2 separate regions of the Homo sapiens genome follow, and region 2 is linked to region 1. Evidence: chromatin contacts called from ENCODE Hi-C data. All regions are on one chromosome and are shown on one strand. Each heading gives the region's core, a stretch centred on a gene start or an enhancer-like site at or near the end of the contact. The rest is flanking DNA. Distances are from core to core; before and after follow the strand shown.

Region 1 (7,038 bases), core at 1,988-4,487:
CACCCCATCATAGAGCAGGGGAAAGGTGGACACATCACCTCTAAGTGTCTCCTAATCTCAAAAGAAAGCAGAGTGCCTGAAAGCGCGTCCCAGGGAGGCCAGGCCAGGGGTGCCTCCTGAAGCCTCCAGCCAGGGGCACCAGGAGGGGTGAAGGAAATCCTGCCCTTTACGCTGGTGCCTTGGAAAACTCTAGCTTTCCCCCTAGTGCTTCCCGGAATGAGAAGCCTGGGCCAAGTTTCTTCCCCTGTATAAGACTCCTCTCTGCAGAGCAGAGAAGTCCACAGTCCAGTGAAGCAGGCAGATTCTCAGGCAGGAGCGGTGCAGCCAAGGGCCGTGCTCCAAGTGTGGGTGTGGAAATGGGCAAATGGGGCCTGGGGCCTTCAAGGTCACTGCCTGGGGCACCCGCCTATCAGGGGCTTGATAGGATCCCCACTGAAATGGGATGGGAGCCCCCAGGGAACCTGGATAAGCACTGGAGGTAGAAGGGAGCCCCCGGAGTTCAGGTCTCTACCCGCTGCCTGCTGGAAGGAGGCATGGGTCACTGCAGGGCTTCCCTGTGTGGTGAAGGGCATGTGAGCTGAGGCTGGAGGAGGAGGGCAGGGGCTCCTGCTTCCATGTTGGTACCCTCCAAGGTACCCACCAAGGCCCTCCTCTAAATGCACGTTTAATGATTTTTTTTTTTCATGAGATAGGGTCTGTCACCCAGGCTGGAGTACAGTGGTCCGATCATGGCTCATTGCAACCTCCGCCTCCCAGGTTCAATCAATCATCCCAGCTCAGCCTCCAGAGTAGCTGGGACCACAGGCACACACCACTATACCCAGCTAATTTTTGTATTTTTTATAGAAACAGGGTTTTGCCATGTTGCTCAGGCTGGTCTCAAATTCCTGAGCACAAGCAATCCTCCCACCTTGGCCTCACAAAGTGCTGGGATTACAGGCGCGAGCCACCGCGCCCGGTCCCCTTTTAATAAACCTTTAAAGGACCTTGGTTTGACATATTTGGGGCCTCCCTGTGTCCATGAGCCCCTTGAAGACCCCCTGACACCCCACCAGGCCTGCTAAAAAATAAGAGGGGCAGCATTTTTCTAGAATGAATCTTGTGGCATGTGAAATGATTTCTTGTCTATCTTCTTCACTAGGACTAGAAAGCCCAGCACACTGAAGGTGTTTGAGAATCCTAAGGGGTATGTATGCACTGTGAGTTGAAGGATATAGAAACTGAGGCACACAGAGGGCAAGCAAGTTGCCTGAGGTCACACCTGGCCTGTAGTACCATGGACAGAGAACCAAGTCTGTTTCAATCGATTCAATTCAACCAGCAGATTCGCTGAAGTCCCAGTTCAGCAGACACGGAGCAGGAAGGAAAGAAAAGACCTGGCTCAAGCCCCACCCTGTCACTAACTTGCTGGGTGACTTGAGGCAGTATGTCTTTGGGCCTTGGTTTCTGCCCTTGTGAAAGAAGATGTTGGAACCACATGGCCCCGAGGCCCTTCCAGGTTGAGAACTGTTAAGGCTCCCCAGCCCCTTGTCCTGGGCTCTGGAACCAGTCTGGAATGGGGCACCCACATCCACCCTCTGGCTCACAGGGTCTTGGCAGAGAGGTGTGAGGGCTCCCTGCCGTCCTCACCAGGCTGTGTGGGGGAAATCATGGCACCCCTGGGAGGTTCTCAGGAGCCTTTGGAAACAGAGGGAGGAAACAGAGGCTGCGGGGGAGCCTGACCGAGAGCTCCTTAGAGGGCAAGTGGCAGCAGGGTGTACCTACGGCAGGTGGGTGCCTGGCCTACCTCTCAGGCTATGATCCAGGAGTGCCAGGTGCCAGCACTCTCCCCTCCCCTCTATCCTTCTCTCCGTTTATTCAACAGATATTTGCAGACTGCCTGCTCTGTGCCAGGCCCTATGTTAGCCACAGAGAATAATAATAGCAAAGCAAAGACATTTATTGATCTCAACTCACACTGGGTCATGGCACACATTAGTTCACTGATCCTTAGATCTGGCGCCCCCTCAATTACATGGCACAAGATCCCAGTGGACTGGCATGGGAACCCTGCGGCTGCGGGCAGAATCACCTAGCTGGGCCTCCTGGATTTCTAGGGTGTGTGGGGCTTGGCTGGTTCCCCAGGACTTCAGCTCCCCCACTGAGCCACTGTACTCCTGGCCTCCCATCCTGGCCCCTCTTGGGGGAGATGGCTGCTGCTGAGGGAGGGGGAGGAGTACCTGCTCCTGCCTCAGTGTTCCATTCAGTCTACATTTTCTGTGCCCAATCTTCTTCCACTTGTTGAAAGCATCTCCAAACAGCCCTGGCCCAAGCCAAAAGTCCTTGGCCTCTCTCTCCATGCCAGGTTCCCGCGATTCTGCATCCTAAATGCTCCTCCAGCCCAGGCCCTCCGCGCCTGGTGGGCATCCTTGTGTTTGCCGGCTCCTCCCGACCTCTCTGCAGCTCGCCTTTTGTCGCACCAGGCACACAGTGGGGACCCCTGCTCCTCCCCGTTCCCTGACTCCCTCTCCTGCACCCGCGTCCAGGCCCTGTGCTGGGCGCCTGATGTCACAGGGTAGCCGGTCACCGTGGAGGCTGGGGCCGGGGACTGCGCCGAAGTGAGCCGCGCCACCTCTCCCGGTGCACCCCCCAGCTGGGCGCCAGCCGGCGAGGAGCGACGGGAGCCTGGGGTGGGTGGCGAGGCGCGGACAGCCCAAGCCCGGAGGCAGGAAACCTGCGCACGAATCCCCACCAGTGCAAGCCTCGCCGACGGATGCGGGCTAATCCTGCCCGAGCACCGCCCCCGCCTCAGTTTCCCTCTCTGTAAACTGGTAAAGAAGAGTTGGCCCAGAAGGTCTTCAGGCGCCTTGTAGCTCGACTACTCAAGAAGAGCTGCACCAAGCTCGCTTTTCCCTGCGCCGCTCTCCTAGCGACTCCCGGATTCCGTGAGCGGCAGTCCCCACGTCGCCCCTCAGGCCGTGGCGACAGCTCTGCAGAGATCTAAGAACGATTGCGAAAGGCCTCAGCCGCCGTCGCCCGTCTGCGCCTGCGCTGGCCGCGAAGCGTGCTGGGACTTGTAGTCCGATCGCCCCGCAGCTGGGGAGCCAGGCGGAGCGGTGGCGTCGAGGTGCCTACACTTCCCAGGGTGCTCCCGGGCGGCAGCGGGGGCGCGGGGCGGGGCCGCCAGGAGGGGCGTGAGAGTGGGCGTGGCACGGGCGTGGCCTGCGCGCCGTGGGGCTGCGGCGGCGCTGCCTGGCGTGTGCGCAAGGAGCGGGCGCGGAGCCGGCGGGCGGGCGGAGGATAGCGCGGGCGCGGCACCTGCGGGCCCGAGGGTCTGGCTGTCGCAGCGCCGGGCCGCCCCGACTCCGAGCGGCTGCTGAGATGAGTGCAGGTGGGTGCTGGGGACCGAGGGACCAACGGGTCCCCGCGCTGGCTCGCGGCGCCGCAAGGGCTGGGTGGCATTCGGAGGCTGCACCTGCAACGCCGGGGAAAATCACCCAGCGGCTCCACCCAACTTTTGCTCCAGGATTTTGCAGCCCCGAGGGGCCAGAGCGCAGCCCTCTGCCCTGCGCCCGGAGCGCGTAGCTCAGTGGCGCGGGCCGGGGATCCTTTCCCAGCGCGCCGGCCGGCGTGGCTGCGCCAGGATGTCTGGAAGGCGCCCCTTCTTTGCTTCTCACGGGGGTCCGGGTTGTTCCAGGCTGCAGAAAGCGGTCAGGGTCCGCGCGGGGGCCTGGGGTCCGGGCGAAGGGCCGGGGCCCCAGCAGACCTAGGCACGCAGAGGTGAGATGATAGGCGGGGCTTTGCAGCTGGGGGCGCCGCCCTTGCGCCGCTCTGGCAGCGCCTGGGTTGGGGGCGTCAGGCCGACCCTCGGCGCCCAGGACTCTCCGCAGCAGATCTGGGGACCCGGAGCCCGCATGTGTCAGACCCGGCCCCGACCCGATCTCTGCGCGTCTCCAGCCCCTCGCCCCTGCGCGTCGCACCCCTGCCTTTCCCGCCGCACCCACCCTCCGGGATCTGACAGCCTCTGTGCGGGGCTGGAAAAATCCCACAGCGCTGGAGCCCAGCCGCGCCTTGTGCTGTTGGGGAAACTGAGACCTAGAACTGGAGCCCTTGGCGGTGAGCCCTGGAGGCGGCCTGAGGATGCCCGGATCTGAGAGCCTCCTGGGGCCCGCACCGGGCTGAGGGCTTGTCGTTGCATTCCCGGCAGGGAAGGGCTGTCACCCCATTTTTCAGGGTGTGACCCGAGGCGCACCAGGCTTGAGTCACTTGCTTGGCTCAGGAAGGGGGGGCGGGGATTCGAACCCCGGGCTCACTGACTCTTGTGCTCTTTCCTCTAAGCCTGTCGCGCCAGGGACTGCAGTATGGCCCTTGGCCATGGTGCAGAAACCAATGGGGACAGCCGCTTCCCCTGAGGGAGATCGGACTGGGGAGAGAATGTGAATTTAGTAAGAGCTTCCTGTGGGCTGTAGGCCTAGAAGGGGGCGGGGGCTAAGGGCCAGGGACTCCCCTCCCTGGGGAGATTGTCTCCCTCCCCCTCCAATCCAAGGAAGGAGGGACGGCGTTGCCGGGAGCCTTTGGGAGTAGCTGAGAGCAATGGCAGGCGGTTGGGGAGGTCAGAGGCAGAACCCTTTGGAAGAGGATTTCTGAAATGGCCAACCTAGTTATCTGGGAGTGGCTGGGGAGCAGGGCACCCTGAGACTTGGCAGAACCTCCAGACACATTTATCTAATGGCAGGTGGGGATAATGGCTGGGTGCACACAGAGTAATTTTATGCTTCTTGTGGCCATAATTGATACCTGTGGTCCCCCCTGTCATCAGGGAGAGCCTCAGAAGCAGTGCTGGCATCTCTCCTCTGCATCTGACGAGAAGGGGTGTGGGGGCACTGGGGCAGTTGGGGGCAGAGACTGGGGTTTGAACCATGGTGACTGCCTGGTGGTCTTAGGCATAGGTGGCACCTTCCAGAGCTTGGCTTCCTGACCTGTAAGAGCAGTAGCATTGGTTGCCTGGAGGGGACAAGGTACAACATGAAGAGCCCCACACCTGGGAGGCCCTCGGTAGTTTGGGATGGTCATTGCTGGGTGGCCAGCTCAGCTCAGACCCTCTGAATCAATCCAGCCCTTTGGAACTGGCAATGTGTGCTCTCCGGGCCACCTGTCGCCCCTGCCCAGCCCTGTCCCCAGCCGATGATGCGCACAGCAGGCATTCCACCCACACAGTGGGGGAGAGCAGACAGCATGGTCCCTTGTTCCTGGCATGTGGGCTCTAACGTCCGGCCACTGTGTATGTCTGGCAGGACAGGAGCTTCCATCATCAACAAGGGCAACAAGGGCAGGTCCCCTGTGGCCCTCCCCACACCCGCTGGCATTATTCCAGAGCTCAGCACTGGTAGGAGTGGCTGAGCATCATCTGGTCCAGTCTCCAGCTGCCCAAATGGGCCGAAGGCTTAGAGCCCAGGGCAGCCTGTCTAACCCTCGTGTGCTGCAGGCTCCCTGTTCCTTTGGGCTGTGTCCATGTCTTCAGTTCCTGACACAGGGCACCTCCAGGATGACCCAGGTGTGGATCGAGGCCATGCAGTTGCCTTACTTTTGTTGCCTGTTGATTTCAGGTGGCCAGAGCGATTGTTTATATAGCACATGGCAAGGTGGAAGGAGATGGCATCCCATACCAGACAGGCCTGGATCCGAATCCAATGTCCTAGCTGTGGGGCGCCCCCTGCCTCAGTTTCCCCAGTAGTATGGCCGGCCAGTCCACACATGGTGAGCCCAGCAAGTGACAATCAGTGTGGTGTAGCTTCATCTCACTGCAGCCCATGTGGTCACAAGGGGACCAGTAGGGGGTGGGGTTGAGGAAGGTACCTGAGCTGGGGCAGGGGGTGGGGTGGGGGGATTCCAGTGCCAGGTCTGCCACCAGTGGGCACCAGATCCTTGAGCAAGGCCTGTGCTCCTTCTGAGCCTAAATATCCTCCTGGGCAGCTGCTGGCCTGGCAGATCAGATTCCCCCAGGTGGACAGAGGCTCCTGAGGGGTTGTGTTAATTTGCTCCATAACAAAGTACTAAAGACCAGGTGGCTTAAAGAGAAGACACTTATTTTTTTGCTGATTCTAGAGGCCAGAAGTCTGAGATCAAGGTGTCAGCTGGGTTACTTCCTTCCAAAGCCCCTCTCCTTGGCTTGTGGACGGCCGCCCTCTCCCTGTGTCCTCGCCCCGTCTTCCCTTTGTGTGTGTCTGTGTCCTCGCCCCGTCTTCCCTTTGTGTGTGTCTGTGTCCTCGCCCCGTCTTCCCTTTGTGTGTGTCTGTGTCCTCGTCCCGTCTTCCCTTTGTGTGTGTCTGTGTCCTAATCTGTTCTTATGAAAACCCCAGCCAGACTTGGTTAGAGCCTACCCTCATGACCTCGTTTCACCTTAGTGGTCTCCTTAAAGGTCCTGTCTCCATGCATAGTCACATCCTGGAGTACTGGGGGTTAGGACTTCAGCATATGAATTTAGACAATTCAGTCCATAACAGGGGTGCGGGGCCAAGGGCGGCCTTGTGGCTGGCTCAGCCTTCTGTTTCCATGCTGCTCTTAGGATCATGGAACTGGAAGGGACATGAGGAATGTTCCAGCCCAAACCCACCCACCTGCACAAAGGGGGAAACCAAGGTTTAGGGAAGGAAAAGCAGCTGTCCAGGGCCAAGGAGAGGATGTGGCAGAGCCCGAACCTGAGCCCTAGTCCCCAGACTGTGGACGGTGCAGATCCTAGTATTTGGAACAGAGACACATTTCTTCACCTAATCCAAGAATGGGCAATGATGTAGCCACAGAAACATTCATCTCAGACTTACTAGTAACAACAAAATGTTAGAAACCACCAAACCGTGGAAGCCAGTGATGGAATATGAGCCATCTGTTCCATCTCACTCACTCGTTATTCAGCAAAGATGCACAAAATGCCTACTATGAGCTGATACGGTCTGGCTGTGTCCCCACCCACATCTTACCTTGAGTTGTAATAATCCCCACGTGTCAAGGGCAGGGCCAGGTGGAGATAATTGAATCACAGGGGTGGTTTCCCCCATACTG
Region 2 (7,038 bases), core at 1,283-3,782, 2.3 Mb before region 1:
GGACTGGTTCATGTCTTCCTTCTTCTCTCCTACATTAGGTAGTCATAACTAGGAGGGTGCATTGATTTCTTAGGGTGGCTGTACCAAACAAACATGTATTGTCTCACAGTTCTGTCGGCTCAGAAGTCTGAAATCAAGGGGTCCACAGGGCCATGCTCCCTCTGAACCCTCTAGGGGAGGATCCTCCCTGCCTTTTCCATCTTCCAACAGCCGTTGGTTTGTGGCTGTGTACTCCAATCTCGGCCTCTGTCCATGGCTTCTTCTCCCTGTGTGTCTCCATGTCTTCTCATGGCATTTTCTTCTCTGCGTCTCTTCACAGAGACACAGAATGGTGTCCCTTGTAAGGACACCATTCACATTGGATAAGGGCCCACCCTAATGACCTTGTCTTACATCTGTAAAGACCGTGTTTCCAAATAAGGTCATATCCATAAGTTGGGGGTGGGGGATATTAGCGCTTCAACGTATTTTTCTGGGAAACATAATTCAACTCGTGACAGAAGTGATCCACGGAATTTAGGCAAACTAAGCTGGGGGGTGGAGAAGAAGACATGAAGGGCAGACGTGTAGGGAACGTGTGATGATTCACATTTGCAAGCATCAAAAGACTTTTAGGGACATCAGCCTTAAAGGTTTCTGCTGAAGTAGTTTCTATTTTTCCTTGACCCTTTTTCAGGCTGTAAACACTCCATTTCCAGACACTCCACAAAGCATTTCATCTCCCTGAATTTGGGCTACTGAAGAGTAAGTTAACAGTCACTTCTATCTGCCAGGGACTGTGATAAGTCCTGACTTGCTTTCTCTTGTTTAATGTTGACAACCCCCTTGGGAGGAAGGACCTATTTTTCACTGAATTTTACATGAGAAACTGAGGTTCAGACAGGCTCACAACTTCTATGTGGCCGAACTGGGATTTATAACCAGTTCTCACTTCAGAAAAACTCCCAGGAGACCCACAGGTACCTTACATCAATTCTGTGTGACTTAAGAGGGCAGAACTGTGATGCATGAGTAGAAGTTATAAGGAGAGTTGCCTCTCCTTATAAAGTTTAGGACAATTTTCTAATGTCTAGACCTCAGATTCTCCAATACTTAGAATTAATAGTTTTTCCTGATGTGGCTCTGTTTGCCACTAGAGATTTTCAGGCAGTGGCTCCTAGTTTGGATTCTCAATGCCTTTCCCAACTTGACCCTACTCTTGAGGGAGACTTTGAACTCTCTGGCATATTCTCTCTGATAGGTGCTATCTGCACATAAATGTGTTTTTCTGAGAAGAGGTTCCTTAGCTTTTCTGAGCCCTAGGAGATAGAAAACCAGGACCCTAGCAGCTCCCTGATCAGGACCGAGGTTAGGAGCACTGCAGCCTAGGGCAGGAAGAAGGATTTGCTCTCTGGGCTGCTATTTTCTCTGCCCAGCTCCTGATACTTTAGTGGTGGAGGTTTTGCCCAGCTGCTGGACTTGTGGCTGAGCCTGTCTTCTTCAACTCCGCTTCTCCGTGTGGCAGTACTGCCCAGGCCCACATCTCCTCCGTGCAGCATACTGGCCGCTGTCCGTGCACGCCGACCTTTGGCCGCCAACAGGAAGGTGATGGAAACCAGCCTTGCCCCGCCCCCGCCTCCAGAGCTTTGAAATAAACTTTAGCTGTTCATCCCGAAGAAACTGTACTTCCCAGTGACGCTGCTCCCATGCCTCAACCTGCCCCTGCTGGAGAGCTGTTTCACTTTGTGGGGAGTCACTGATTGTGCGGGACCTGGCAATATGGTCTTCTTCTTTCCTCTTAGAGGCTCTATTCTAAATATGTCTTCCTTCCGGACCGTAGATGCAGGTGTATCTAGAGGGCAGTTGGCTCGCCCAAAATAGCACCGAAGTCCAGGAGGCAGGAAAGAAACTCTGGCATTAAATGAGCTCACACCCTCTCCAGACTCCCACAGTCATTGTCCCCTCTGACCCTCGCAACGCCCAACTGCTAGAGGAGGCTTTGCGCCTCACATACGACCTTCCCCGTCTTCAGAAATGAAGACACTGAGAGAGGTCAGGGGACTTTCTCGCCAAGGTCCAGCAGCTAAGATGTAAAGGAGTAGGGAGAGTCAGGATTTGTACCCAGGACTTCAAGGCCATCTCCTTCACTGAAGCTCTCCAAGAAGACGAGTTTGGAGGCTGAGGACCTGAGCTCCTCTTCTCTCGCTTTCACTCACCCACTGCAGGACTGCAGGCTCCAGGGAGGCAGGCGCCAAGGCCGCCCTCCGCGGGACCCGGTACAAGGCAGGCGCCCCGGGATGGCAGACTGGGCCAGGACCGAAGCCGAATCCTTCTTTTGCCTGCGGCATGGCTAAATGTGGACCTCGCTCGCTACGGTGCGAACGTGTTGGGTCAAGCTCTAAGCCCAGAAGTGGGGCTCGGCTGGGTCTGAGGCTCCCCGCTCTGGACAGCTTAGAAGCCCGGCGGGGGCGGGCGCAGCCTTAGAGACCTCAGGCGCCGGCCTCGCTGGAGCCGCGCCGCCGCTTCACATTGCGCACGCGCGGGGCTGGCGCGGGCTCCGCCCCCCGGGTAGGGACCTACAGCGGGCGCGGCGCCGGCGGTCTGCGGCCGGCGGTGTAGACGCCCCTTCGCCGGGACCTGGCACCCGAATCCGGCCTGCCGGGTAAGTAGCTGAGCGGGAGGGCGAGGGCCCCCGGATCCGCGTGTACGTGACCGAAGCGCCAGCTGCGGCCGGGTCGTGGGGGCGCGCGGGGCGGGGGCCTGACGGGGCCAGGCCGGGGCGGGTCGAGCGGCCGCGGCCCCGCGTGCCCGCGCTGAGGGCTGGCGTCGTGGCAAGTGGCACCGGGTAGGCCGAACGCGGGCTCCGGCTGGTGGGCGTGGGGCACCGGCTGGGGTGGGGGCCCGGGCCGCGGCTTGGCGCGCGTTGAGCAGGTACGCGGGCCTGGCCTAGGGTCGGGGTCCGGCCCGGCGCCCCCAGCTCGCCTTTGTGCGCCGCGACCCCGCGGACTCGGCCGACGCGCCGGGGCGACCGAGGCGGGGGTGGCAGCGTCCCGCGGGGCCGTTCGTGTGGCGCCGCTGGCCCGGCCTGCGCTCCCCGCCCCCAGCGTTATGAAGGATGCCTCCTCCGAGGGCTCCTACCGTCCGCGCCGAGCAGGAAGTGTCGTCAGGAGGCCATTTTTAAAGCCTCCTGCGGGCCTCGGAGCTGAGCGTTGACGGTTTTGGTTTTCTTCGGTTGGAAGAACCCCGGCCTTCCCTCGCGGCGAGCGGGACGCGCCTGGGAGACGACGATGCGCCCGATGCACCTGGCCTCGTCCTCCGAGCGCCCAGGCTCAGGCGCGCTCGCCTCGGATGCTGCCTGCCATCGGGGGAGCGTGCCGACAATAAACTCGAAAACCAGCCTGGCATTGTCTTTCCTTGAGAGGGTCAGGGGTGGGCTCGTCCATCGAGGTCCTGCGCATCTTTTACGGGGGGCGAGGACATAGGAGGTTGAGAAGAGATGGTGAAGGTTTGAATTGTTCCAAATGCTGATGTCATTGTGGGACCTCCCCATACCGGCCTGCCCGTCTTATCTTGGTGTCTTTGGGGTTTGGGGCTCTGTAAAGCCAAGAAATTGCAGGGTTCAAAAGAATGAAAGTTTCTTAACCAGAAAGGAAAAGCCAAAAGAGCGAACGGGAGAAAACACTTAAGTCTTTATAAGTTGGGTAGTTAATGTATCCCGTTACAATACCTCTGACTTTAAAAATTGTAATAATGAACGATTTATCAACGTAACATTAAAAAAAAAAACTACAGAGCATTATGTCCTATTTAAAAGTACAAATCTACGTAGCTAAACTCTAATGTTGTGTTAGACTCTTTAAACCATCTTAAGTTTAGACTTGAAATCACCAAGAATTAAGACAAACCTGGGTCTCTAGAAGCTTGCAGTACTCTTCTACAGTAGAGCAGAGACTGAGGATGGGAATACATCTCTTTTCTCTCTCTTGAGTCACATATGCAAAGTTCAGCCCAGCATATGATGTCAGTACACAGCCAAGGGTTCAGAAAATATTGTTTTAGAAACCAATGTTATATACTGTTGTCTCTTTGAGTAGAATACAAATAGTTCTTTTTTAAAATTGTGTGATATTGATATCTTTAACTAGGATGCAATTTTTAAAAGTTACTTTCATCTTGGATCAAATTTAGCCTTCAAAAATAACACTTTTTTGCGTAGACAGTTTGCTATGCTGATAACATTCATTGCAAATGCAATTTGAAAAGAGCAGACAAAGGATGGCATTCCTTTATTTATTGGGACTCCTTTCTGATGTATTATACCCGATCTGAAGATCTTAAAAATGCAAAATGGCAATTAAAAAAATCCATTTAGATCTCTAGAGATTTATTTGCCTTTAAGTAAGGGCATCGGGGCCAGTTTTTGTGCAAAAGGAAGAACAAAGAACATTTTATTTTTGTCTCTGTGAAGCCTGCTCTTTCATTCATTCATTCACTCATTCTTTCAACCAGTACGAACCTTATTGAGTGCCTTCCTTGGCCAAACCCTTCGCTATTGATCATGATAAACAAGATCCTTACCAGGGAGGGTTTCCCCAATCATGATTGTTCTCAAACTGCCTGCTGTCTACTGCATTTTCTTTGTTATGCAAACTCAGCTAACTGCAATTTCCAGGATTCATCCTTGGAGTGAAAGCAGCTACAGATCAGCCAGTCTAAACATTGTCATCATAGGGTGAGGGTGGGGAGGCATCAAAATCAACTAGGGAGAATTTTAAACCATATGCCTGAGCCCCACCCTAGGAAATGGTAACCTGATCTGCTAGGTTGCATGTGAGTCCTGGGAATCCTTTTTAAGTTCCGTGGGTGACTTTGCCATACACCCCTGCTTGAGAACCACTTCTGGGGCTCATTCCCCTTATCTTCAACACTCTGAGAAACCAAGGCTGTGCCGGTCCAGGACTTAAACCCAAGTGTTTGGCTTCTGTTGCAGGCCTCTTTGTGCAGCGCCTTGCTGACGCCCAGGGTTCTGATGTAGAAGCCTACACCAGGGCCTGAGGTTGTGAAACTCATGGCAGTCCACGCCTGAGAAGAGAAGGCCTGAAAGAGAAGGAAGAGCCCATGGGACTTGCCACGGTTTTGACTTACATCTGCAACTCCAAGGCTACAGGCAGGAAGTAAGAACAGTGCTCAAGTGGCAGCAGATACTGACTATGGCTTCATTTCACAGCTTCACACAGCAGGGTAGCAGAAAACAAAGAATGTAAGATTGGACCCAGTTGCAGCTGTTCACCAACTCTGTGATCTTCAAAAAGCCATATAGCTTCTCCAGACCTGTTAATCAGGGAAGAAGCAGATAACTGAAGGCTGGCTTTGAGAAGTTTCGAGGTAACATAGGAACCTGCTCATGCAGGCACTCTTTCCATCTGACTTGGGCCAAGGTGCTCCGTGATTGACAAGCAGCCAGCCTCTGGGAGAGCACTCTGATCAGATCATTGATAGAACATTCACTACTCTACTTATCATACCCATTTACTTATCTCCATCTTCTGTTAGACTCCTTAAAAACAGCAGCCCACAGCAGGTGTGGGGATAAAACAGTCCTGGGCAGTGCTCATTGTACTCACACTATGCCAGGCACTGTGCCAGGAACATTCAAATTTCTAAGAATCTACAAAGTAGATACCTCATTATACATCTTACAGAGAGCATCATTGGTGTTTCCAAGGTCACAGGGCTAGGCAAGGGTGGAACCCTGAGTCTGCTTGTCTGTTTGCCCCATGACAGCCCAGGGGTGGTGGCCTCACCCCACCTCCAGGCACCCACAAGAATATAAAATCTTGTACAAGGATGTCGATATTACTATTGCCATTCCCAAGTGCACCTGCACCTGTAGTATCAGGTGGTTTGCAGCCTTGGCTGCATAGCTGCATATGAGAATCACCTGGGAAGCTTTTAAAGATCCCAGTATCCCCACCTCTTCCCCAGTTACAGTGGAGTCTTGCGGGTGGTGGGGGACATCATTATTTTTGAAGCTTCCAAGTAATTCTGGTGTGCAGTGGGGTGACCAGCTGTCCCAGGGACCTCCTTTAAAAAATAATATCCCGGGCACATGACAGGCCAATTGCCCTAATGCAACCAAGGTTAAGAACTACTGGTTTAATGGGAGATATTTTTTCTGTGCTTGATTATACTGTTTTATTAAACTCTGAATCCATTTCTTTCTGCAAATTTTTAAGGCAAAAAAGAAATGTGAAAATATACGTCTCATTTTTAGCACCTTCAGAGACCCGGAGTCATTTGATGTGCTTCATGACATAAAATTTTGTAATATGCCGTGTGATACTACCTTATTTTTACCATATATGTATTTTTAATGCTTAACAAGAGCATATTTGCTCTTTCACATTTTTTTTTCACATACAAAGTTTTAGACATCAAGCACTCTAAATTCTTTTTTACAAATATTTTTTTCTTAAAATGTTAAGAAAAAGCCTATAATATCACTTCCTTTGTTTCCTGATGTAGACTCAGTTGATGTGCACAGCAGTGTCAAGTCAATCTCCAAAATACTCCCTGTAGACAGGGTGGGGAGAAGACCCTCACTTCCTGCCGACTAATGAACTCATGTTGATACAGACCTTTGCCTCATCAGATTCATTTGTTAAGCTAACCAGTGTCTGCTTCTCTGGACATTACTGGACTCTTCTACCTGTGAAGCCATCTTAAAAAAATATATTGACTGATTTCTTAACGAAACATCTACTCTTTGCCAAGCATAAAGTTACCTCCCACTTGCATACACCCTTTTCTCATTTGTCCTCACATCAGCTGTATAAATGAGAAATATTCACATTTTATAAGTGAGAACATTCAGGCTCAGATAGGTTAACAAGTTTGAAATCATGTGCTAGTAAACCAAACACCTAGGTTTTGAACCTTGTTCTTCTTGTCCCAAGGTCATTATTCTCTACTGTGTTACACTCAGCTGCTTTCACCTGGAAAAGCAGAGGAATCAGGCTGTCTCCTGCAGCTGTCTTGGTCCATTCTGCTGCCCAAGCA

The links. Hi-C counts contacts between places; a loop is a spot of excess contacts on that map. Pooled maps may share reads with other maps.
Region 2: a map with no recorded cell type shows a loop between it and region 1 (19-fold over the local background). The contact joins the promoter of ZNF518B here to the promoter of ABLIM2 in region 1. A Hi-C loop is called at or near these places in 2 of 37 single-sample maps with no recorded cell type and 5 of 50 pooled maps.

What each region holds. Positions count from the first base shown.
Region 1 is chr4:8,155,012-8,162,049 of GRCh38, reverse strand. ABLIM2 (actin binding LIM protein family member 2) reads left to right here and starts at 3,237. Exons shown (of 21, transcript NM_001130083.2): 1 at 3,237-3,370. The coding sequence starts at 3,361. RefSeq lists silencers at 2,631-2,690, 3,031-3,520.
Region 2 is chr4:10,452,920-10,459,957 of GRCh38, reverse strand. ZNF518B (zinc finger protein 518B) reads left to right here and starts at 2,532. Exons shown (of 3, transcript NM_053042.3): 1 at 2,532-2,641; 2 at 4,970-5,153. RefSeq lists a silencer at 2,417-3,056 and enhancers at 3,187-3,346, 2,609-3,424, 3,407-3,466.